2 separate regions of the Mus musculus genome follow, and region 2 is linked to region 1. Evidence: chromatin loops called from intact Hi-C (ENCODE). Cell type or tissue: heart. All regions are shown on one strand. Links, peaks and the distances in the headings refer to the core of each region. The heading gives the core; the rest is flanking DNA. Region 1 has its middle 13 kb from the start of Heatr1. Region 2 overlaps Actn2 (actinin alpha 2).

Evidence for each region. A loop is a pair of places that touch in the nucleus more often than their neighbours do. Peaks named below come from ENCODE experiments on the same cell type or tissue, not always from the same donor. Only the 100,000 strongest peaks of a DNase experiment are listed, where the experiment ranks them.
Region 2: it touches region 1 in a loop (3-fold over the local background); 3 of 42 quality-filtered maps call a loop at or near these places.

What each region holds. Positions count from the first base shown.
Region 1 is chr13:12,374,307-12,390,230 of GRCm38, reverse strand. It overlaps the pseudogene Gm5445. Among named protein-coding and RNA genes, the nearest start is that of Heatr1, 13 kb to the left of the region's middle. In heart, for the core only: no CTCF peak of the experiment used is centred there; no DNase peak of the experiment used is centred there; H3K27ac peaks cover 1,878 bases.
Region 2 is chr13:12,270,970-12,278,969 of GRCm38, reverse strand. It overlaps Actn2 (actinin alpha 2), which reads left to right. Exons shown (of 21, transcript NM_033268.4): 15 at 1-176; 16 at 1,437-1,571; 17 at 2,428-2,607; 18 at 3,746-3,892; 19 at 6,206-6,271. Among named protein-coding and RNA genes, the nearest start is that of Mtr, 17 kb to the right of the region's middle. In heart, for the core only: a CTCF peak has its summit at 5,825; a DNase peak (open chromatin) is centred at 4,019; H3K27ac peaks cover 2,070 bases.

The sequences.
Region 1 (15,924 bases), core at 3,776-11,775:
TTTTCTTTGGGGACTTGGAATCCTTGTCATACAGGTCTTTCACTTGCTTGGATAGAGTTACACCAAGGTAGTTTGTTATTTGTGGCTATTGTGAAGGGTGTTTCTCTGATTTCTTTCTCAGTTCATTTGTCTATAGGAATGCTATCTTTGTGTATTAAAAATGAATGTATCGCCGGGCGGTGGTGGCACACGCCTTTAATCCCAGCACTCAGGAGGCAGAGGCAGGCGGATTTCTGAGTTCAAGGCTAGCCTGGTCTACAAAATGAGTTCCAGGACAGCTGGGGCTATACAGAGAAACCCTGTCTCAAAAAACAAAAAACAAAAAACAAAAAACAAAAAACAAACCAACAAAAAAAAAGAATGTATCCTGCTACTACTGAAAGTTTATCAGCTTTAAGAGTTTCTTCATAGAATTTTTAGGATCACTTATATATGCAACTTATATTTTCATCCAATAATGATACTTGATGTTTTTCCTTCCTATTTGTATCTCCTTTGTCTTATTGCTCTAGCTAAGACTTCACATGTTATCTTGTTCCTGATTTTAGTGGATTTGTTTTAAGTTTCCACTTAAGATGATATTGACTGTGAGCTTGCTGTTAACTGCCTTTATTATGTTGAGGGATGTTTCTTGTATACCTACTCTCTCCAGTACTTTTATCATGAAGAGGTGTTAAATTTTTGTCAAAGGCCTTTTCTGCACATAATGAGATGATCATGTGTTTTTTTTGTCTTTCAGTTTGTTTATATGGTGGATTGCATCTATGGATTTATGTATGTTGAACCATTCTTGCATTATTGGTGTGAAGCCTATACGATCATGGTGGATGGTCTTTTTGATATGTTCATGTATCTAGTTTGCCTACCTGATCCCTGGCCTGGCCAGTGGGTTTCCAGGGAGTCTTGGGTCAGACAAAGGGATGGGTAAGGAAGGAAGGTTGTAGAAGGTCTGAATAGTACCCTGGGAATCAATATTTTTCTTTTAAACCAAACCTGGGCCAGAACATTGCCTGGGGAGGTAAAAGCACTCACCACCAAGCCTGACGACTTGAGTCAGATCCTGGGACCCACAGCATAGAGGGAAAGAACGTACTCTCACAAGTTGTCCTGTGACACACATATAAACAGTAAACGTTTTTAAAAGGGACCTAGTTGAGGCATAATTTAGAAACAATACATGCACCCATTTCAGTGAAACCATTTGGTGACCTTAGCAAATGGACATGCAGGTGTGACTATGTCCCCAGTCCTAACAGAATTTTAGCACCCCTACAAGTTATTTCTCTGCAGTCACTGTGATGACGTCAACACGGCCTAGCCCCAGGAGTACCAGGTAACCACCACCAAACCTGCTTCAATGTCACTGTGGCAAATGATATACACTGTGGACCACACAGGTGAGGATGGAGGCTCTGCCATCCATTTCTCTCCAGAGATGGGGCTCACCATTGCAATAGCATCAGACTTTCTGTACTTGTCTCCGACTGGAAATGTGGGAAACACAGCTGCTCTTTTAAAGGCTCTCTTGGCAAAGGTCCTGCATTTCTCTCCTTTGGATTAACATAGTCTCTCATCGTTAGCTTACCCTGGTTAAAGCAAACAGTACAGAATAAAAACCACCTTTCATGTATCTCTGCAGACAGTAACCTATGTCTACATGAGGTGTTCACTGCGGAGAACAACAAAAGAAGTCAAATACCGATTATGGTGACAAATTTTTCATAAAATTATTTAAGTAAACATGAAGTTTTAGTCCTTGATAAATATTCTCTTAGGAAATATATCGCAATGATAAATTAGTTTTGTTATTTAATATTGAGACATATGAATTATTTAATATGGCTAAATATTTTTTAACTGCCATATTCTGTTGTTGAGAATTTTACACTAATGTCTGAGTACATTCATAACCATAAGCTGAAAATACATAAGGAAATTGGAAACTGGATGTTTGGGACTTTTTAATAATTTAAAAAATATTTAATTATTAATAATTTATTTAATTAAATAATTCTGACTATGCCTGAATCTGTTATGAAAGGAAGGGTGACTAGTCCCCCAGTCCTTTCTTCTCACTAAGAGCTTCTTATTAAGGGCCTCCCTGAAGCCTGACGCCATGACTGGAAAAGCACTACCCTAGGAACATCTAGCCTGTCTTCTAATTGTGAGGACACAGGAGAAGAGCTGTTTCCAAAACCCTGAAACACATACCCAGTTATTTTTAAACTTTTATTTATGTATATGTGTGTGACTGCATGTGTGTTCATCTGTGTGTATGTGTGTGTATGTATGTTGATTTTTTTGGTTTGATTTATTATTGCTTTTTTGTTTTGTTTTGCTTTGCTTTGTTTTGTTTTGTTTTTTGTTTTCAAGATAGGGTTTCTCTATGTATTCCTGGATGTCCTGGAACTCACTCTGTATACCAGGCTGGCCTCGAGCTCAGAAGTCCACCTGCCTCTGCCTCCCAAGTGCTGGGATTAAAGGCGTGTGCCACCACCACCCAGCATGTATGTATGTATATGTGTGTATGTTTGTGAGTGTGTGTGTGTGTGTGTGTGTGTGTGTGTGTGTGTGTGTGTGTGTGTGAGTGAGTATATGTTTGTAGGGGGAAATTATATGTGTGTGTCTGGGGGTGGGTGGGTGTATGTCTGTATGTCTGTATGGGTGTATGTGTGGGTGTGGATGTGTGAACACTCTCTCGACAGTGTTTGCAAGTGCCAAGGACACAGAAGGAAGGCTGTCAGGCTTGGCCTCCGACACTTGATTACCCACCCAAGTTTATCTTTTGTTGAAAAAAGAAATGGGATTAGCTGGACACAGTGACACTTGCCAGTAATCCCAGCATCTTGAAGGTGGAGGCAGGGGGTCAGGAATTCAAGAACTTCATCATCTACACAGAATGTTCAAAGCCGTCCTGGGGTGCACGAGACTGGATTTATTAGCAAGACAGGGTTTCTCTATATAACCTTGGTTGTCACAGAGATCTGCCTGTCTCTACCTCCCCTCCAGAGTGCTGGGATTGAAGGCCACCACTGCCCATCGAGACTGTTGTTAAAAAGAAATGAAAGGGAGAGAAATGGAAGGGAAAGGAGAGGAGGGAACATGAAGGAAGGGAAGGGGTGAGGGAAGGAAAAGAGATGGAAGAGGGGAGGGGAGGGGGGAAAGAGAAGAATGAGGGAGGGGAGGGGAGGACAGACGGGGGAAAGGAGGTACGGATGTCATCAGCAAAATAAACTCAAAATGCAACGTCTACATCTGGCCACATACTCGAAAGCACTTTGAAAAGTGCTTGAAAACGGGGGAAAAAAAATACAGTGGTTCATATATCAACAAAATATCATGGTCTTAGAAGCAGTGGTTTAAACAAGATCTTAGCAATGAAGCCCAGGGATATCATTTTAATAGCTCTGATCGCTTGTTGCTGTGTGAATTTCTGAACATCAATAAAAAGAATTGAATGGAAAAGCCAAAACAAATCCTTTCTCAACTTTAGGAATATTTAACAAAACAACCCCCCCTGTCTTATGTAGCCCAGGCTGGCCTTGAGTTTTTGATCTTCCTGCCCCAATTTCTAGAGTTCTGGGATTAAAGGCATTTTCAACACACCCACATAATATTTTACTTTTAAAATAAATATTTTAAGTTTTGAGTTTGTTGTTTGTTTTTCAAGAAAAGGATTTGGAAATACACAATTGACAAGAAGCACCTGTTATACTTCTGAAGACCAGCAGGTGACACTAAAGTACCTCTCCCTGGTCTTCCATGTGGAACATAGAATTAGAAATGTATATACTGTTGCCTAAATACTGATTCATTAACCCTGAACATGTTGTAAAAATTTTCTAAAACAATGTTCAAATGCCATTTAGAGAGATACAGGATTTAAAAAATGTTTAGTGGTTCTCAGCTGTTGAGAAGCATTCAGTGATCTGCTTATAAACTCATTAAATTAGCGGTATGGGTAGCCCAAGTCTCTTCTCTTCTCTCTGCCTCATGCTACGCTTATTTTGTTGAATATTTGCCACTTCCGATATTGAAAACTGACATAGATTTTAGGACTAGAATCTACAGATAATAAATGGTTTATTTTATCTGTATTGCATATCTTTAAAAGTTGAGTACAGGTCTGAGGAGATGGTTTGGTAGGTAAAAAATGCTTACTGTGTATATAAGAGGACTTGAGTCTAAATTCCCAGGACCCATGTGGAAAAAAAAAAAAAGCTGTGTATGGTCTTTCAAGCCTGTAACCCAGGACAGAGTCAGTGTAGACAGGAGAATCACTGGGGCTTGCTGGCTGCCAGCCTAGCTCCAGATTCAGTGAGAGACCCTGTCTCAAGGGAATAAGGCAGAATGACATAGCAGGACACTGGATCTCCTCTCTGGCCTACACACACACACACACACTCACACATATACACACAAACATATACACTCACACATACATACACACTCACACACAAACACACAAATACACACATGCATATACACTCGCACATACACAATACATACACACATATACACACATACATATACACTCACACAAACACACATATACTCACACACACATACACACATATACACTCACACATACATGCACACATACACTCACACACACTCATACACACACATACACACATATATACAAACTCACATATACACAGTCACATACACACACATATACACTCACACATACATACACACAATATACTCACACTCATACACACACACATACACTCTCGAATACACACAAACACACATAACAGGTGTGAAAGATATGCATCTTTGTACATATCATGTGCATACTAAACTAGAAAGTGTTTAAGTAGCTTGACAGTGGTGGTACACACCCTTAATCCCAGTACTAGGGAAGCAAAGGCGGACAGATCTCTGTGAATTCCAGGCCAACCTGGATTCTGAGTGAATTCCAAGACAGCCAGGGCTACACAGAGAAACCCTGTCTCAAAAAAGCAGAAAAAGAAAAAAGAAAATGTTAAAGAAATAAAGTATATAAGTGATATTTATTATTTACTATTTAATAATATTACTGAAAGTAATATTCCTTGTTCCTGACAAAGACATTTTAAGACAATATCAATAATGTTTTAGGCATTACCACCCTTTAGGAAACAATTTGGAAACATGTGTCTGGAACTTGATATATGTGCATTCCAGTTAATGCACTCATTCTATTTCTGGAAGTCTTTAACAAGCTGACATTCCAGAGCCAGGAACAGACCATTATCATCCTATTGTGTGGGATGGCAGACTTTTTTTTCTTTTTTAATTATAGGGGTTGAAGAGAGGGCTCAGTGGTTAAGAGCACTAGCTACTTTTTCACAGAATCTGGGTTTGTTTCCCAGAAGCCACATAGCAGCTCACAACCTTCTGTAACTCTAGTTCCAGGGGAATCCAACACAGGGGATCTTATGGCCTTTGTAGGCTCCCGGCATACAAGTGGTACACACACACACACACACACACACACACACACACACACACACGCACCACAAAGACAAAATGCTCATACACATAAAATAAAAACCTACAGTTATATATTGTTAAGTATAAATATAGGTAATAGAAATACATATTTCTTTTCTTTTTTTGGATGGGGGCAAAGCTTTACTATGTAGCCCTGACTGTTCTAGAACTCACTATGTAGGCAAGGCTGGCCTTGAACTCACAGAGAACCACCAGCCTCTGCTTCCCCAAGTGCTGAGATTAATGGTATGTACCACCATACCATGTGTGTGTGTGTTTCAAAAACTGTAGTTTGATAACTTTAAACAAAAGCAATTAAAGGTATTTTTCTTCCTTTTTTTTTTTTTTTTTTGAGACAGGGTTTCTCTGTGTAGCCCTGGCTGTCCTGGAACTCACTTTGTAGACCAGGCTGGCCTCGAACTCAGAATTCTGCCTGCCTCTGCCTCCGGAGTGCTGGGATTAAAGGCGTGTGCCACCACGCCTTTAGGTATTTTTCTAAGTTATCCAAGCATATCAATAACTTTTTGTATATTGTGTCATTTTCTGTTGTAAATCAACCTCTAAGATTTTAAAGCTTAATATGCACTGTTAAGTTTTTCCCCTTAAACAACTACATGTAAGAAACTTACTAGAGACAACATACCAGCACTTCAATAGAGCATTTTTCTTCTCACGATATGTGAATGGCATGTCTTTCTGAGGAGAACAGTTGCATCCTTTGAAGAAGGCTCTTAGTGCTGGGGGTCAGTTTTCTACGGATAAGGAGCCAGGGAGCGGATGGCATCCTGCTAAAGACAGGATGGGAAACACCACAGTAACAGAGTGCTTGCCTAACATGTGCAAAGCTATGGGTTTAGGTGTGCTTGTGTGCATGCATGCATGCATGCATACATGTGTGTGCACATGTTAAACATTGGGAAATCTTACATTCAGTATCTCAGAGAAGCTTCCTGAAAAAAGAAAAAAAAACAGTATTGTACAGGCAAAATTGTTAAGCTTGTTTTGTTATTTATTTTGTGTGCATGGGTGTTTAGCCTGTGTGCATATCATGTGAGGTACCTGGTGGCTTCAGAGGCCAGAGGAGGTCATTAGATTCCCTGGTTTGGAGTTATAGAGTAAGCCACCACGTGGGTGCTGGGAATTGAACCGGGGTCCTCTGGAAGAGCAATCAGTGTTCTTACCTGCTGAACCATCTCTCCAGCATATATTATTTTTAATTATGTGTGTGCATGAGGTAAGACTGTGCACTGTGTGCATGTGAGTATTAGTGTCCAAGGTTCGAGACATCAGATCCCACATCCAGCCTGTCTCAGGGAGCTGGAGTTGCAAGCAACTGCAAGCTGTTCCAGTTGATGCTGGGAACTAACCCAGATCTTCTTCAAGAGCAATACATGCTCTTAACTTCTGAGCTACCTCTCCAGCCCTGAAAGGACTTTTATTTTTGTAAATTGCCACTTCATTTGGGTAAGGTGGTGCATGGCTTTAATCCTAGCACAGATGAAGCAGGGACAAGTAGGTCTCTATAGCTCTCTGTAGGCTTTTATTTTTCAAAAGCTACTTAATAAGGGTTCTTTAACCCTTTAATGATTTAGCCTACCTTCTAGCCCACCACCCACCAGAGGTAGTGGACAGGAAAGGTAAACAGGGCAGAGGAGGATGTGGACCTGTTTAGAAATAGTTCATTGAGGCTATTCCAGTCTTCATTGTCAGGATAGCAGCAGTTCACACAGTGAACTTGATCCACTTGCAGGCAATAGCTGTTCAATCTAGAAGAAATCGAAAGGCTCTTCCAATCCCCCCGAGTCCAAGAAAGTGGCAAGAAGCTGCCGGAGCACCACCAGAAGCTCTTTGGTGGTGTTTCTCTCTACACAGTCACGACAAAACAATGATCATTGAAGAAGGCAAGGTGAACCAATGCCACAGCATCGTCAGCGAAGACCAAAGTATGGCAAGGCCACACTGTATCAGCCACTGTCTGTTGGGTTATATTTACACCCTTTCCAAACATCATGTGTTCTCTCAAGCATCTTCCCTAGCAAAAGAGCACACACCCTTTTTTCAGGCAGCTTCCAGGAAAACACCACATTTCTGTTCTCAGTAAAACATTCTCCCACGTGTCTGCTTCAGCAAAAAACCCTCTCATAAGACAGTTTCCAGAAAAACATTACATGACACAACTGAGTCTCCAAAGAAACCAGAAATTTCCACTTCAAATCTCTGTGAATTCAAGGCCAGCTAAAGCTACATAGTGAGATTCTGTTTTAAAAGGTAAGAAAGTAAATAAATAAATTAATTTTTCTTATTTTTTGTTTGTTTAAAAGATAGATTTATTTATTTTATTATATGTAAGTACACTGTAGCTGTGTTCAGACACTTTTTCTTCACTCTCTGGCCCTGCCTGCTCCCGCCCCACTCACTCTGGCCCAAAGATTTATTTATTTATCATATGTAAGTACACTGTAGCTGTCTTCAGACACATCAGAAGAGGGCATCAGATCTCATTATGGGTGGTTGGGAGCCACCATGTGGTTGCTGGGATTTGAACTCAGGACCTCCAGAAAGAGCAGTCAGTGCTCTTAACCACTGAGCCATCTCTCCAGCCATGTTTGTTTGTTTTTGATTTTCAAGATGGTGTTTCTCTGTCTAGCCCTGGTTCTCCTGGAACTCACTCTGTAGATCAGGCTGGCCTCACATTCAGAGATCCCTTTGCCTCTGCCTCCCAAGTGCTGGGATTAGAGGCATGTGCCATTACTGCCCTGCTGACAAATCACTTTTTAGAAGAAAAATCTAAAGATTTTATGTAAAGATTTCTAAAACTCTAAAAAGATACCAGAAAAGGGAATGTGAAACAAAAACTACTGGGAAATAAGAACCCTCTGAGAGCTATTGAGGTTGTCGCTCTCTGGTGCCTGTACTTATAGGAGAGGGCTGGCTTCATGGAGGGAATCAACAGACCTGTAAATCCAACTGAAAGCTCAGAGACAATGCCAGCAGGGCCCATCAATCAAAACCATCTTCTCCTGGCAGACTTCCCATAATGATGTCATAATCTTTTCTCTCCCTTTAAGGCTAATCAGAAGTTTGATCAGCATTAGAATGGGCCTACACATCCAAACCTTAGCCAGAAGAGATGGCTTCCTAGGAGCACTTACTAACATTTATAACCAAGTCTTTGGCAAGTGATGGATTTTGCAACATACCTCTTCAGTGTGATACTTAGGTTTGTGTTGCTCCATAGTAAGCAGAAAAGAAGGGATGGGGATAATTCTCTCTCTCTCTCTCTCTCTCTCTCTATCTCTATCTCTTGGGGTGTTGATGGTGGGCAAGGGGGGAGGGGGTGATAAAAGAGCTTCATTTGCCCAGGCTGGTCTCAAACTCACTGTGCAGCTAAGTGAGGCTGGTTTTGAACTCCGGACTCTCCTTGCTCTACCTCCCAAGTACTGGCACTCCAACAAGTACAGACCTGGGTATTTGTTTATTTTTAATTTAACTCTTCCCATACTCTGTCCCCTTTCCTTAAATCTTCTTTTGTCTATGGACCCCGTGTCTCAGAGCTCCTGCTTGGTAAGTCATTCTCTTAGCATAGTAATGTGACCACATCCCATGGCTGTGATTTTCTTTCAGCTGCCAGCATACTGTCTTTTGCTTCTTTGTTTAGCTTAATGATGAATTTACTTCTTGTTGTTGTTTTGTAAGGCTGTCTTTTTATGCATCCTAGGCTGGCCTTAAAATCATGATCCCACTGCCTCAACCATCCAAGTTCTGGGATTAAAGGCATATACCACCACTGCCACCAAAAAGTAGGTTTACCTTTTAGTCACTGTCTTAGTCAGGGTTTCTATTCCTGTACAAAACATCAGAACCAAGAAGCAAGTTGGGTAGGAAAGGGTTTATTCAGCTTACACTTCCACATTGCTGTTCATGACCAAAGGAAGTCAGGACAGGAACTCACACAAAAAAAGAAAGTTAGCTGAGTATGCCTCTAGCCAGCAAACATAGTTCTCTATGGTTTCTGCTGTACTTCTTCAGCTATAAAGTGAGTTCCTTGGTCAGAGATAATGGAACATCAAACAGGTCTGTATGACCAGCCATTTTTAGTGAACCCTGGCCTAAAGATTTCAGAAAAAACTAAAAGCCATCAGCACTATCATAGCATTCCTTCTGTAATGGTTTGTATATGCTCAGCCCAGGGAGCGGTACTATGAGAAGGTGTGACCCTGTTGGAGTAGGTTTGCTACTGTGGGTGTGGACTTTAAGACCCTCATCCTAGCTGCCTGGAAATCAGTATTTTGCTAGCAGCCTTCAGAGGAAGATGTAGAACTCTCAGCTCCTCCTGCACTATGCCTGCCTGGATGCTGACATGTTCCTGCCTTGATGATAATGGACTGAACCTCAGAACCTGTAAGCCAGCCCTAATTAAATACTGTCCTTATAAGAGTTGCCTTGGTCATGGTGTCTGTTCACAGCAGAAAAGAAAACCCTAACTAAAACATCTTTTTCCCCTTTAGCACATGTCACTCAGCACACTAAATGTACTACCAGACTTGTTTACCATCTGTCCCTCAATACAAAATATAAGCTCTATGCATGCAGAGATCAATGTCTGCCTTTTTCTGTGTCACTTCTGCAGTTTCTGGAACATGTACTGATATATATCAGGTAGTCAATAATTATTCTTTGGATTTCATATCAAGTTGACAAAAGCATTTTATTTTTCCATAGTACAATCCCTCGATACTCTTCCCAGATTGACAAGATGGCACTAAATTACAGAGATGACTCACAATTCTGTATTAATGCTTCAGCCCTTTTAGCAACAAGCAGCAAGTTCTTGATGCTAGGAGAGTAAGACAGAAGGAGCTAGAAAAACAGGGGGGATCCAATGCACAGTCAAAGATTCCACAAGTTCATTTAGAAGTCAATTGATTGGACCTCCTTAAGTTACTTTCAGAGCACTGCTGGGTACAAAGGGGAAACTTCAGAAAAGCCTGAGAAGACTGCAAGGTGCCAGAACCTGAAACCAGATCTGCCCCATGAGAAAGGCTAGGCCTGGAAGGACAGGAACAGGTCCTTTGAATGCCAAGGGCATTCAGTGCATCTGAGGATATGTTGTACTGAAGACAGGGACATCAGAGAGGGTTATAGAGGGCCCAGAGGAAATGATGTAACTCTGTGAGGAAGTAGACATCAAGCACTCACTATCTAAGAGTGACGATAATTAGAAGATAAGCTTGTCAAAAACACCAAAAAGAGACATAAAGAGAGGATGCTAAGTATGTAGCTCAGTTGGTAGAGTGCTTGCCTAGCATGTATGAGACTCAGAATACAGTCCCCATCCCTGCATTTAACAGGCATGTTAAATGCACACCTAAAATCCAACACTTGGGAGTTAAAGACAGGAGGATCCAAAGTTCAAGAACATCTTTAGCTACATAGTGAGTTTAAGGCCAGCTTGGGATACACGGAACCCTAACAAAAACCAAAAACAAACAGAACAAAAATATATGAGGATGAGCTAGAGGATATGGAAAATTGTTATATATAAAGTTTATATATGTGATAAATAACTCATAATGAGAATATTTTAAAAGTTGTTCCAAAACTACATATATTTATATGTGTTACAGTTTTACTGCTGAGAACAGACACCATGACCAAGGCAACTCTTAGAAGGACAACATTTAATTGGGCTGGCTTACAGGTTCAGAGGTTCAGTCCATTATCATCAAGGCAAGAACATGTCAGCATCAAGGCAGGCAGAGCTGAGAGTTCTACATCTTCATCTGAGGGCTGTTAATGGAAGACTGACTTCCAGGCAGCTAGGATGAAAGTCTTAAAGCCCATGCCAACAGTGACACATCTACTCCAACAAGGCCACACCTCCAAATAGTGCCACTCCTTAGGCCAAGCATATTCAAACCATGGCAGTATGTGTATGCAATATATGCATGTGTATGTATGTATGTATGTATGTATGTATATGTGTCTATATGCAAGGGGGTGTAGTAAAGAAACTACAAAATGGCTACTCTGTTATTAGGGTGGAAGGTTTTTTTTTTTTTTTTTTTTTTTTTTGTCCTGGTGCTGGTATTTTATTTCTTTGTGTACATTAGGCCATGAATTCGTATGGAATGGGCTCCAACAGCTCAGGCTCTTTTCCGTTAGTCCTCACAAAGTGTGCTTCTCTGGGTGGCACAGGCTGGTGCTTCAGCTGCACCCAGGTGCCCTTCTCTTTGGCTTCCTTTTTCTTCTGGTCCTTCTCCTTCACCTGCTTCAGGAAGCTGTCTCTGCTCTTTGAGTGCTTGATATGCTCAATCCATACGTTGATCCTCTTGGCCAGAATTTTGCCCTTAACCTGCTTGTTAACAATGATGCCCACGGCATGCTGGGTGACATTGTAGACTCTTCCGGTTTTGCCGTGGTAGCACTTATGGGGCATTCCTTTTTGAACAGTGCCCGCTCCCTTGATGTCTACAATATCACCCTTCTTGTAGATTCGCACGTATGTGGCCAAAGGAACAATGCCATGTTTCCTAAAAGGCCTAGAGAACATGTACCAGGTGCCTCTCCTCTTTCTCTTTGTGTTCGTCATTTTGGCAAGTTACTGGAAGATGGCTGCGGCGGCAGGGTGGAAGGTTTTATTGTGAGTAAGAGAGAGACAGCATCCAGAGGTTTCTGGAAGAGTCCAGAGCAGAGAAAATAAAAAACCAGACTGGACATGGCTAGGGCTAGGAAAGTGGGGCATGGAAAGATATGAGGTACAAAGTGGGTGAGTAGCTGTGGGGAGGGAAGTCTGTGAGCTAGAGCAGGCCTGGGAGTATAGGAAAGAAGTGGTGGGGCTGGTGAATAGGGACTACAGGAGCCTGGAGGCTAGAATGGACTTCGATGTGCTGATAGGCACCACAGTTATATGTCATTGGAGAGCCATATATTTCTTCTGCCAGAGGCGAGGAAAGTGATTCCTTTTGTCAGTTAGAAAAAAGTTCCTGGGGAATGTTGGCTTTTAACAAACCACCAGAAATCCTTCTATAGTCCATTTTGAGCTCAGTTCTGCATACATGCATTTCCCAAGACCTAATCAAACACGCTCATTTCTACACCAGAAGAAAAATGAGCACAAACCTGAACTGTCATTAAAGCAACAACAGTGATGTTATCCACATTAGGGGTAGCCTATCAATCAAAGCCATTGTGAGGTTTCGCCACACAGTACCAGCAAGGCTGATACAAGAGAGACTGTCAGGGTCTGAGGGTGGACCTCAGTGCTCATCTAGCATGCATGAGATCTTTAGTTTCATCCCCAGTAGGGGCAGAGAGAAAGAGAGGACAGGAGAGAGGAAGAGACAGACAGACAGACAATCATGATTAGGAGCTAGGCATAGTGGCTCACATCTTTCATCTCAGCACTCTAGAGACAGAGGCAGTAGATCTTTGTGAGTTTGAGGCCAACCTGCTCTACATATAAAGTTCCAGACCAGCCAGGACTGTACATAGTGAGGCCCTGTTCAACAGAAAAAAAAAAAAAAAACCAAACCAAATCAACCAACCAAAACAAAAAAGCAAAAACAAACAAAAAACCCACCTAATATACTGCTGGTACAATATTCTATTAGGACAGATACACCATTAAATTATTTTACAATTATTTAAACTCTCAGGTGCACTGTTCAAACAGAAATGCCCAAGAAGACCCACAAGAGCATCGTTTGTAACATCTTAACCCAGAGCCAAGCCAGATGTCCAGCAGATGGATGGACACATGTGCTGGGAGTGCCACTCATTGGAATCCTGCTCAGCCATGAACCAAGTCTTGCTCTGCACTATAAAAAGACCTTCATGAGCATCCTGGTGAGCAACAGGTGCCAGAGACAGAAGAATGAGCATGCTGTGATTCTACACATATCATGTGGTCAAAGGTTGCTGGGATTAGTGCCTCTTAGGGGAACTAACCTGTGCAAAAGGGGTAAGAAGATACTGGGCAGGGCGAGGGGTTTCTGGGCTCATCTGATAGCTTATCTCTAGATTTGGATGATAAAGTGTTCTCATTTTGTGAAAAATATCTTCAAGCTATGCATTCTACTCTTCTATACACAAGGTATATACTAATAGAATACTATTTTTTTATTTAAAGAGAAAGAAAACAGAGCCATCCTTAAGCAGTGCATTGTAAATAGCAAGACTCAGATGCCAGGAAGAAGATGCAGGAATGAAAAGTAGCTTCAGGCAAAAGTGACCCACAAGAGTTCCGAAGTACCATAGCCCAGGGAAAATGACACCACACGGGAGAACGGAGCAAATGGCGTTAGCAAGACAACCAGCTCGGTCGTAGAGCTGCGTCTACCATCTACTGCTCTATCCCTGTCCCTCAACAGCACAGCTTGGATCTCAGCTACCTTGGTTGCAAAATAGAAATAATATCGAGCTCCCAAGATTTGTCTGATATGGAGAATGAGTTTACCAAGCATTAGCTATGGCAATAGTCACTTCAACAGAAGTGTTGGTCCCATGAACAATATGGAAACCCATAAACACAGAACAGGAGTCAAAGGTAAAGCTGAAGACACATTAAGAGGAGCTCAAGTATGTTTCTGATTCCTGGACTTACGATGCTCCAAGTTTAGGACAGAGACTCAGCAAAGGTATCAGGACAGAGGAGAGGATGGGGAAAGAAGCATGCCAAGACAAGAAAAATTATTATGTTTCATATTTATGGGCAACTCACAGGAGCATAAGAAATAATAAGCAGTTGCTGTGTTAGGTTTGGAGTTGGTTTGTCATGTTATGTTGGGTGGTTAATGTTGTCAGCTTGACAGAATCACCTGGAAGATGGGCCCCTGGCTGTGCTTGTGGGGTACTGTCTTGATTGTGTTCCACTGAGGTGAAAGAAGCTGCCCACTTTGGGTGGCATCATTCCCTGGCTGGGAACCTGGATCATACAAATGGAGAGAAGAAGCTAAGCCATGGCATGCATTCTCTGCTCACTCTTCTGACTGTGGACATAACACGACCAGCTGCTTCAAGCTCCTGCCTTGCTGTGATGAACTGGACCTTGAAAGTGTCGGCTAAAACAAACCCAGTCTCCCTTAAGATGCCTTTTGCCAGGGTGCTTTATCTAAGCAACAGAAAGGTAAGACAGCTTCCATAGTTAACTGCCATCAAAATGAGCAGCTTCCAGTGAGCAGCTGCTAAGGAAAATTCAGCACATGTGCAATGGCTGTGAGTCAGGGAGGAGGAGAGGTTGGGGTGAGAGGGCAGAACAGTGAAGAAGAACTGAACATTCGAAGCTGGAAGAAGTGCAGCAAGTGTTGGCTGGCGGCCCTAAGTCCTGTACTGTATCAGACTGGTGCCTGATATACTGGTGAACTTTGCAAGGAGATTTCCAGCACAATGTGGAAAGTACGGGTTGCCACATTGTTACTGCCCATGATACGATAAAGGAGAGAGATGTGCTAAAGAAAGAACTGCCGTGCTACTGTGATCAGTACCTGACAAGAATCAACTTAAGGGAGGAAAGGTTTGGGCTCCTTCTGGCTTACATCTGAGGGGATACAGTCTATCACGTAGGGGAAAGCAGGGTGACAGGTGGCTCCACAGTGGCAGGAGCACTCATCTAGCACTCTTTACCTCTTCACATCTTGCCAGAGCAGGAAGTAGAAAGTGGACAGGAAGTGAGGCTGAGCCAAAATAATTCTCAAGGACTACCCTAAAGTAACCCATTTCCTCCAATGAGCCTCCATTTCATAAATGCCCTTCCAAAACTGTCACTCACTGGGATCCAGGCACCCAAACACGTGAGCCTATGGGAGACATTCCATATTCAGATCACATATTGTGCTAAATGAAACAAGCCAGTCACAGAGGGGAAAATATTCTGTGACCCCACTCACAAGATCACCTGCAGGAATCGAGTCTATTGAGAGAAAGTAGGTGAAGATTGGGGGTTGCAGGGTCTGGGGAGGAAAAAGAAATGAGTTAATATTTAAGGATTCATTCATTTATTTTATGTGTATATGTTTGTGCCTGTATGGATTTATATGCACCATGTACCCAAAGGAGCCTGCGGGGGCCAGAAGAGAGCATTAGATTCTCTAGAGCTGGAGTTATAGATGGTTGTGAGCCACCAACTGGGTGCTGAGAACCAAACTCTGGTCCTTAGGGCTCTTAACCACTCATGAACCACTTCTTCAGCTCATGGTATGGTTTTTGGTTTTGTGTGTGTGTGTGTGTGTGTGTGTGTGTGTGTGTGTGTGTGTGTGTGTGTGTTTTTTTCCGAGACAGGGTTTCTCTTTGTAGCCCTGGCTGTCCTGGAACTCACTCTGTAGACCAGGCTGGCCTTGAACTCAGAAATCCACCTGCCTCTGCCTCCCAAGTGCTGGGATTAAAGGCATGCGCCACTACCTACCCAGCTCATGGTATGTTTTTTTTTTTTTAAAGATTTATTTA
Region 2 (8,000 bases), core at 1-8,000, 110 kb after region 1:
TCACTGCACATGAGCAGTTCAAGGCCACACTGCCCGAGGCCGACGGGGAGCGGCAGTCCATCCTGGCCATCCAGAACGAGGTGGAGAAGGTGATCCAGAGCTACAGCATCCGGATCAGCTCCAGCAACCCCTACAGCACTGTCACCATGGATGAGCTGCGCAACAAGTGGGACAAGGTGGGCCGCCGGCAGGCTAGGGTGGGGGCGGGGGAGGGAAGGGTTATGTGGGATGGAGGATGACCTAATCCAGCATCACCCTCAGACTTCCCTTCCTCCCAGGTTTTATAGATGTGTTGAATGCAACTCCTGTGATCCCTGAGGAAAAACAATAGAAGTGATTTCCCTTAAAGAAAATATTATAAATTTTGGCAAAGTAAATATTGTTTATGATATTAATACTGTCAGGGAAACGTGAAGGCCCGTGCTGTGCAAGTCTGGGGACCTAAATCTAATCCCCAGAACCTATTTAGAGGGAGAGAGAGAAAAAAAAAACCTTAATGCTCTAGCTTCGGTGTGCACACACACACACACACACACACACACACACACACACACACACACAGAGAGAGAGAGAGAGAGAGAGAGAGAGAGAGAGAGAGAGAGAGAGAGAATATGAGAGTAAAAACAAACTAAACTTTAAAAAGCCAGGCCTGGTAGTACAGGCTTATAGTCCTGTTTGGGAGGCAGGAGACCAAAATTTGAAGGGCACCCTGGATAACAGTTTAAGGCTAACCCAGGCCTTGACTCACATTATAGAGTGAAAAAGAGGATTGAGATAGGCTTAGACGTAGGCCCTAGGCTTAACTCCACTACCAACTAAAAAACTAAAGACAGGATATGGTAAAGTGTGTGCCCCATCTCTCTTTGAACAAACACATTTAAGAGTAGATCTAATGGCAACCCCATGACCTTGAAGTACCCTGAGCCTGTGTGATGATCTTGAGATAGTTGCAGGGGCTCAACTGGCATGTGAATGCCTGGTGGCTGTGTGGCAGCCATGGGTTCTACTGGATCCTGATGCCCACATCCATAGATGAAGGAAATGCTAACTTTCGATCAGGGAGGGTGAAAATAGAGATGCCAGTCTTTCCCACATTCAAGCTGGTGATTGTGCGCTGTGGTCCCAGCCCCTGTGGGCTTGGTGCTGCAGGACAGAACTCCTCATGGAGGAATGGCCCTTGGATAGAATCTTAAATTCCTTGACTGAGCTGTGCTTTCAGCAGTCCCTTGGTGTTATAAGGTAACAGTCAGAACTAGTGCCTTGAGCAGGACTTTCTTTACCCTCTTTTCCCCAAGCCTCTATTCTTGTCTTTCCCACTTACCTCTTCCTCCCTCTCCAAACCCCAGTGGCCTACCATCTGATAGGGAGCTCATCCCATGGTCCCTCCTATGAGACCAGAGATGGCCTCTCATCCTGTTCTCCTTGGGCTGTGACAGGTGAAGCAGCTGGTGCCGGTCCGGGATCAGTCCCTGCAGGAGGAGCTGGCTCGCCAACATGCTAATGAGCGTCTGCGGCGCCAGTTTGCTGCTCAGGCCAATGCCATTGGGCCCTGGATCCAGAACAAGATGGAGGTTGGTAGCACACTACTGGAATCTGGAGTCCTACTGAGCTTCAGAACGGCACACCCCGGCCTTGATTCTGTCTGCACCCCTCACTCCATTGTCTGTGGCTGTCCGTACAGGGCTCAGAGGCACATTTCTGCTGTCCACCCTTGTCAATGACAGAGCTCTTTCTCAGGTGTAGTCTCATCAGGACCTGGATTTTAAGCCATCCATCCCTAATGAGGGAGGGCAGGTGAAGCGTCACACGTACTTTGTGTTTCTAAAACATTCAAGAAACATGGCATTGGAATGGCTCTGAGGATCTGGCTTTTTTAATCGCTTTCAACAACAGCCAAGAGACATTTTCTGTCTCTACTTTGGGATCAAATATGAACTTTATCTTAGAGGTAGAAACACCTAAAGTGATAAGAAATTCTCCCCTGTGGTCTGGTGCCTCTCTGGCAGCTCTGCCTATGCCTGCCAGTCCTGGTGCCCACAGCACAGAGCAGGCCTAGCCTTCCTCAGAACACGTCTCTTCCCCTCGAGAAGGTCAGCAGGACTCCTTCCTTACTCCTGCTTTGGATCATGGTTTTTTCCCCCTTCCATTCTCTAGACAGACATGAACTTAGCCTAATATCGCCCTGTGGTCTTGTCACTAATTTGTCTGAGACATCTAGTGCCTTGGGTTCCCTGATGTAGGGTGGCCATTGGCCCAGGAGCCAGAGGCCCACGCTGTCTGTCTCTGTGCTCACGGGTACCCCACCACCACCACCCCCGAGTCCCCACCTCCATCCCGCTGTCTGCTAAGTGCCTCTCAGCTGCCTGTCTGGGGGACTGCCTCACTCGCTCAGTACCACCTCATGCCCTGCTTGCCCGCCACATACAGGAGATCGCTCGGAGCTCCATCCAGATCACCGGGGCCCTGGAGGACCAGATGAACCAGCTGAAGCAGTACGAACACAACATCATCAACTACAAGAACAACATCGACAAGCTGGAGGGCGACCACCAGCTCATCCAGGAGGCCCTGGTCTTCGACAACAAGCACACGAACTACACCATGGAGGTATGGAGGGCGGGCACACGGGCAGGCTTGACTCACCTCGACACCTCCTCTGCTTGTTTCCTTACGCACATTCCCCTCTCCGTTTCCAGTGAATTCTGTAGGTGTGAATGCAGGGGACAGTTAAGTCTATTTACTGTGTGTGGAAGAGCACAATGAACTGTTACAAGCACTAAACAATAGTTCATTGTCAAAGTTATCCTTATTGTCATGGCGAAGTCATTACACTTCTTTGGAGAGGAACTTAAATTGTCCTTATTTCTTCCTGTTGCTCTTTGGCTAGGGTTGTTGTTGTTGTTGTTGTGACTGTGGATGGTCTCATGCACCCCAGACTCTCGTGGATCTGACCATGTAACTATGAATGGCCTGATCCTCCTGCATCCATTTCTTGGTTACTATGATCACAGACACATATCATGATGCCCGTTCCTTATTAGTGATTTTAAAAATTAGTCCAAAGAGTCAAGACTGTCCCTATTTCCACCAGTCTCCTTCAGTCTGATCTCCCTGGGAGACTTTGGGTATAGCCCAGTGTCCATCCAGCTATTTGGTAAGTGTGAAGATGTCTTTAGTCACAAATAGACCACACATTGAATATTTAATCTACAAAGTATGGGCCAGAAATGTAGTTTAGGTATAGTGTTTGTTTTTTTTTTTTTTTTTTTTTGGTCTAGCATGTGCAAGGCCCTAGGTTTAACCCCTAGTTCCAAGTATATGTAACATAAATAAGAAATACGAATTATGCGAAGTGCCACTTTGTAGATTGTCATTTGTAGAATTCTGGTCTCATTCCTTAATATTTCCCACACTACAGAATCTTGCAAAAGTTGAAACAGTGAAAAAACATTTTTAAGTCCAAGAGAGTCAAGCTGTTGAGACGGCTCAGCAGGCAGAGGCACTTGCTGTGAGGTCTGACAATCTGAGTTGAGTTCTAGGAACCTGTGTCAAAGAGAGACTCCAAAATTTCCCTGTGATCGCTGCACAGGGACTCCCCGCACTGATGCTGCTGCTGCTGCTGCTGCTGCTGCTGCTGACAAATAGAATGAGCGTAGCAAACCTATACCAAGCCCTGCGTATTTCCTGCTCATGATGCACTAAAACCTCCTTGACCTAGTTGACGGCTGGTTCTTCTCCTTGGTAGCATATCCGTGTCGGATGGGAGTTGCTGCTGACAACTATCGCCAGAACCATCAATGAGGTGGAGACCCAGATCCTGACAAGAGATGCCAAGGGCATCACCCAGGAGCAGATGAATGAGTTCAGAGCCTCCTTCAACCACTTTGACAGGGTACTGCTCTCTCTCTAGTTGCGTGAAAGGCAGTTATATCTGGAAAAGCATGCGTACTGTTGCTCAGAGTGCTTTAAGTCACATGTGTACCAGGCTGGCTTTGAGGTCTTTCAGTAACTGAGGGTGACCTTGAGCTCCTGTCCCTCTGCCCCCACTTCCAAGCGATGGGATGGTGGCAGGTGCTTGGCGTCATGCCCAGCTGCTCACTTTAGGTCTCCCTGCTCCACAAAGTTCACAAGGAAACTGGTTGAATGATCCCAAGGGAACTAGCGATCAAACAAGCACTGGTCATGTCACCATGTCACCGTCAAGTGACCTTACATCAAGGCTTTTGCTTTGTTTCCTGGAGTTGGGGATTTAGCTCAGTGGTAGAGTGCATGCCTATCAAAACACAAGGCCCTGGGTTAGGGCCTTAGCAAGGGGGTCGGGAGAAGACAAAAATCTGCAAAAAGAAACAAAGGAACAGAAACAATGTAACTTGCTTTGTTCCTTGTAGATCCTTTAACTAGGACTCTAGTTAATAGCAACAGCTTGGCTGTCTTTAGTGAAAGCACCTGCTTGGTGGTGAAGAGGGCTGGCTGTTCTTGCAGAGGACGTGGGTTCAGCTCCTGACACCCAGTCAGAGGCTCACAATCCCTGTAACTCAGGCTTCTGACCTTCACCGCCCCGTGCATACACCTGGTACACACATGTTCACCCAGGCGTACAAACATAAACATTAAGTAAATAAGTAAACCTGAAACATTCTTAAATGTAGAGAAGGTTTATTTACATTAAGCACTGGAAACAAAGTTCTCCTGGGGTCTGTTGTGGTGAGATCAGATATTTAGATTACTCCCATGTTCTCACTGTACAGCAAGACGGGGCTGGGTGTGCATGCAGGGAGCAGAAACAGGAAGAGCTCTGTGGGTTTGAGGCCAGCCTGGTCTACATAGCAAGTTCAGGCAGGAAGGTGCATAGTGAAAAACCCTGTCTTAAGAAAAGAAAAAGAGACAACGCAGATAGGATGGCAGGGTCATGGAGGGCGTGGATGGAGAGATCCCTCCATGGACCTCTGGGCCGTTGACTATCACAGAGCACAGGTATGGCCAGAGCTGTGTTTCTGAGAAGCTCACTAAGATGAGGGTGGGGGCAGAAGCCAGATGTGGCTGCTGGAGAAAGGAAGGAAGGGGTCTGGAAGGAACTGGGTTCAGGGACAGGAGTGGTGAGACTGAGGGCTTCGTGGGAGGGAGACTGATGAGCGGCAAGGTTATTCCAGCCTCCAAGGGCAAGAGAGGAGGAGTGCTCGTGCGCCATCGCCATCACCATTGCAGGAAAGCTGGCCCTCCTGCCTGGGCAGTGGGAGGCCCGCTTAGTGAAACCAGGCAGTCTGCACATAGTGATCTTCTCCAGCGAGCGGCCATCTGAGAGGAAGAGAGGAGACCTACAGGGCTACTGCTCCAAAGCAGGTGCAAGAGCCAGAGCAGGGGACCAGGGGAGTGCACAGGGGAGCCAAAAGGCAGGATGCAGGGCTGCAGAGTGGCTGACATGGCGAGGGCCAGGCCCTCAGGCCTGAGAGCCAACACTCAGGTTCCATTCACAGAAGACAGAACTTCTACCATTGGCTTTCTAAACAGGTCATTTCCTGAGTGAACAAAATCAACTGAATTGTCAGTAAAGACCTATTGGTGTTTAAATGTTAGCTGTCTCTCTTACAACTCTGAGACATGTACATAGGAACCCTTTTCATCCCAACCAGATTTTTGCATCGGATACCCTGCTTTTACAGAGCTGAGAACACTCTGGAGAGCTTGTCATACAGATGAAGCCATTACATCTGGCCCTGGGTTCCATTCCCAGCGCTTCATCTGGGCAGTAGTTTCCCAGACTGGTTGAGCCATGAGTTTCTCCATTCAGCTCTAGAAATGCTTGCAATATGTGCTGTTATCAATAGGTGGCAGTAGTGAGCTCCTCACTGGCTCCCTTTGCTGCCTTTAGTGTGGGTTCTCTTTTCAGTATTAGTCTTTATTACACCTGCCTCCTTTTCCTTTCCTTCCTTTTATTTTATTTTGCAGTGATGAGGATCAAGCCTAGGACCTCGTGTGTGTTAGGCAATGCTCTCCCACTGAGTGACAGCCCAGTCACCTCTTCTCTGTTAAAGGGATTATTTTATAATATCCTTGTACTGTGGCTTTGTCCTTCTGTAAGTCAGAGGTGACCTCTAATCTTAGCTGGTCACTCTTTCTCTACCACCTTGCTTACTGGGCACTGGGTCAGGCAGAGCTGTTCATCTGGTCCCTAACTGCCTTCTCTCTGTTCTTTGCGTTTGCACAGAGGAAGAACGGCCTGATGGATCATGAGGATTTCAGAGCCTGCCTCATTTCCATGGGCTATGACTTGGTAAGACACAGCCGAACTTCTGCAAAGGTCTGGTACCATACCAAGCCTCGAGTGTGGGGAATCTAGATGTGACACTTTCCTAATTGGTTCATTTTCCTATCACAGGGCAATGCTTTTTGAAAATCTGCTTATTACTATATAAAAATAATGCTACAGGGTTAAAAATGTATTTTATTCAGTACCTGGTAAGGTTTCCTTATGGTGAAAACATTAAGGACATGGGATCTCCTGGTGGTTTTTAGAAGCTGCATTGACATAGCTCACGTATTTCAGTGAAACAACTTAAAATGTTCACGTCAATGACATCTAGTTGCCTGCGTTTTAAAGTGTGTTTTCCCTTGTTATTTTAAAGGATAGAAGAGAGATTTTAATGGCTGGGGATGATAGTGCAAGATTTTAATCTCACCTCTTGGGAGGCAAAGACAGGCAGATCTTTATGAGTTCCAGGACAGCCAGAGCTATATTGGGAAGTCTCTGTTTCAAAAATACAATCAAGAGGGAAGGAGAGAGGGATTGGGGAGGGGGGAAGGGGGAGGGAGGGAGGGGGGAGGTGAGGGAGGAGGAGGGAGGGGAAGAGAGGAGAGGGAGGGAGAGGGGGGGAGGAAAGGGAGGGAGGGGGAAGGGAAGGGAGGGGAGGGGGAAGGGAGAACAGGGAGAGGAGAGGGAGGGGGGAGGGAGGGGAAGGAGGAGAGGGGGAAGGGAAGGAGGGGAGGGGGAAGGGAGGGAAGGGAGAGGAGGGGAGGGGGAAGGGAAGGAGGGGAGGGAGGGTAAGGGAGGGAGGGAGGGAGGACAGATTATAGAAATGTACTGCATTACCCTTTGATGATTACATATTTATCTATTTTCGAAACTATCTTGTTAGATAGCCCAGGGTGGCCTTGAACTTACTGAGATCCTCCTGCCTCTGCCTCTAACCTGAGGCTTAGAGTCCTAGCAGTGTAAGAATAAATCAAATATATAAATTCATAGAACAAGCCAGAATAGCAGGTGACATATTCCTGTAGTCCCAACACTCAGGGTATCTTGAGTGGCCCAGCTGGGAACTCACTGTGTACTCCAGGCTAGCCTCAAACGTGCCATCCTGTCTGTTCAACTTCCTAAATACTAGAACTACAGGTTTGCACCTTGCTTATATATAAAGCACTGGGCTTTTTTTTTCTTAAAGCTTTTTTTGTTTGTTTGTTTGTTTTTCAGTACTGGGGATGTACTAGTCAATTGCTTTAATACTGAGCTGTACTCCCAGTCTTTTTTTTTTTTTTTTTTTTTTTTTTTTTTTTTTGGTTTTCCGAGACAGGGTTTCTCTGTGTAGCCCTGGCTGTCCTGGAACTCACTCTGTAGACCAGGCTGGCCTCGAACTCAGAAATCCGCCTGCCTCTGCCTCCCGAGTGCTGGGATTAAAGGCGTGTGCCACCACGCCCGGCGTACTCCCAGTCTTTATTGAGCATTTAAAATACAACTGCGTTGATTCCTCTGGTAATAAACTGAATAATGAGCACCATCTTACATAGCAATTCCACTTTCCAACTTTGGCTGAGTTACTCCTCCTAATTATGTAATTAGGACTGGCAACATGGGGTACACAAGGGACACACTTCTGATGGGCAGGGGCCTCTGGCTCGATGCTGCAACCACATTTAAAACTGCCGGAAATGGACCTGAGTCACCCACGTGAGGACGCCTTTGCAGAGAGTGAAGAGAACAGCATGGAGGATCCATGACGACGTCAAAC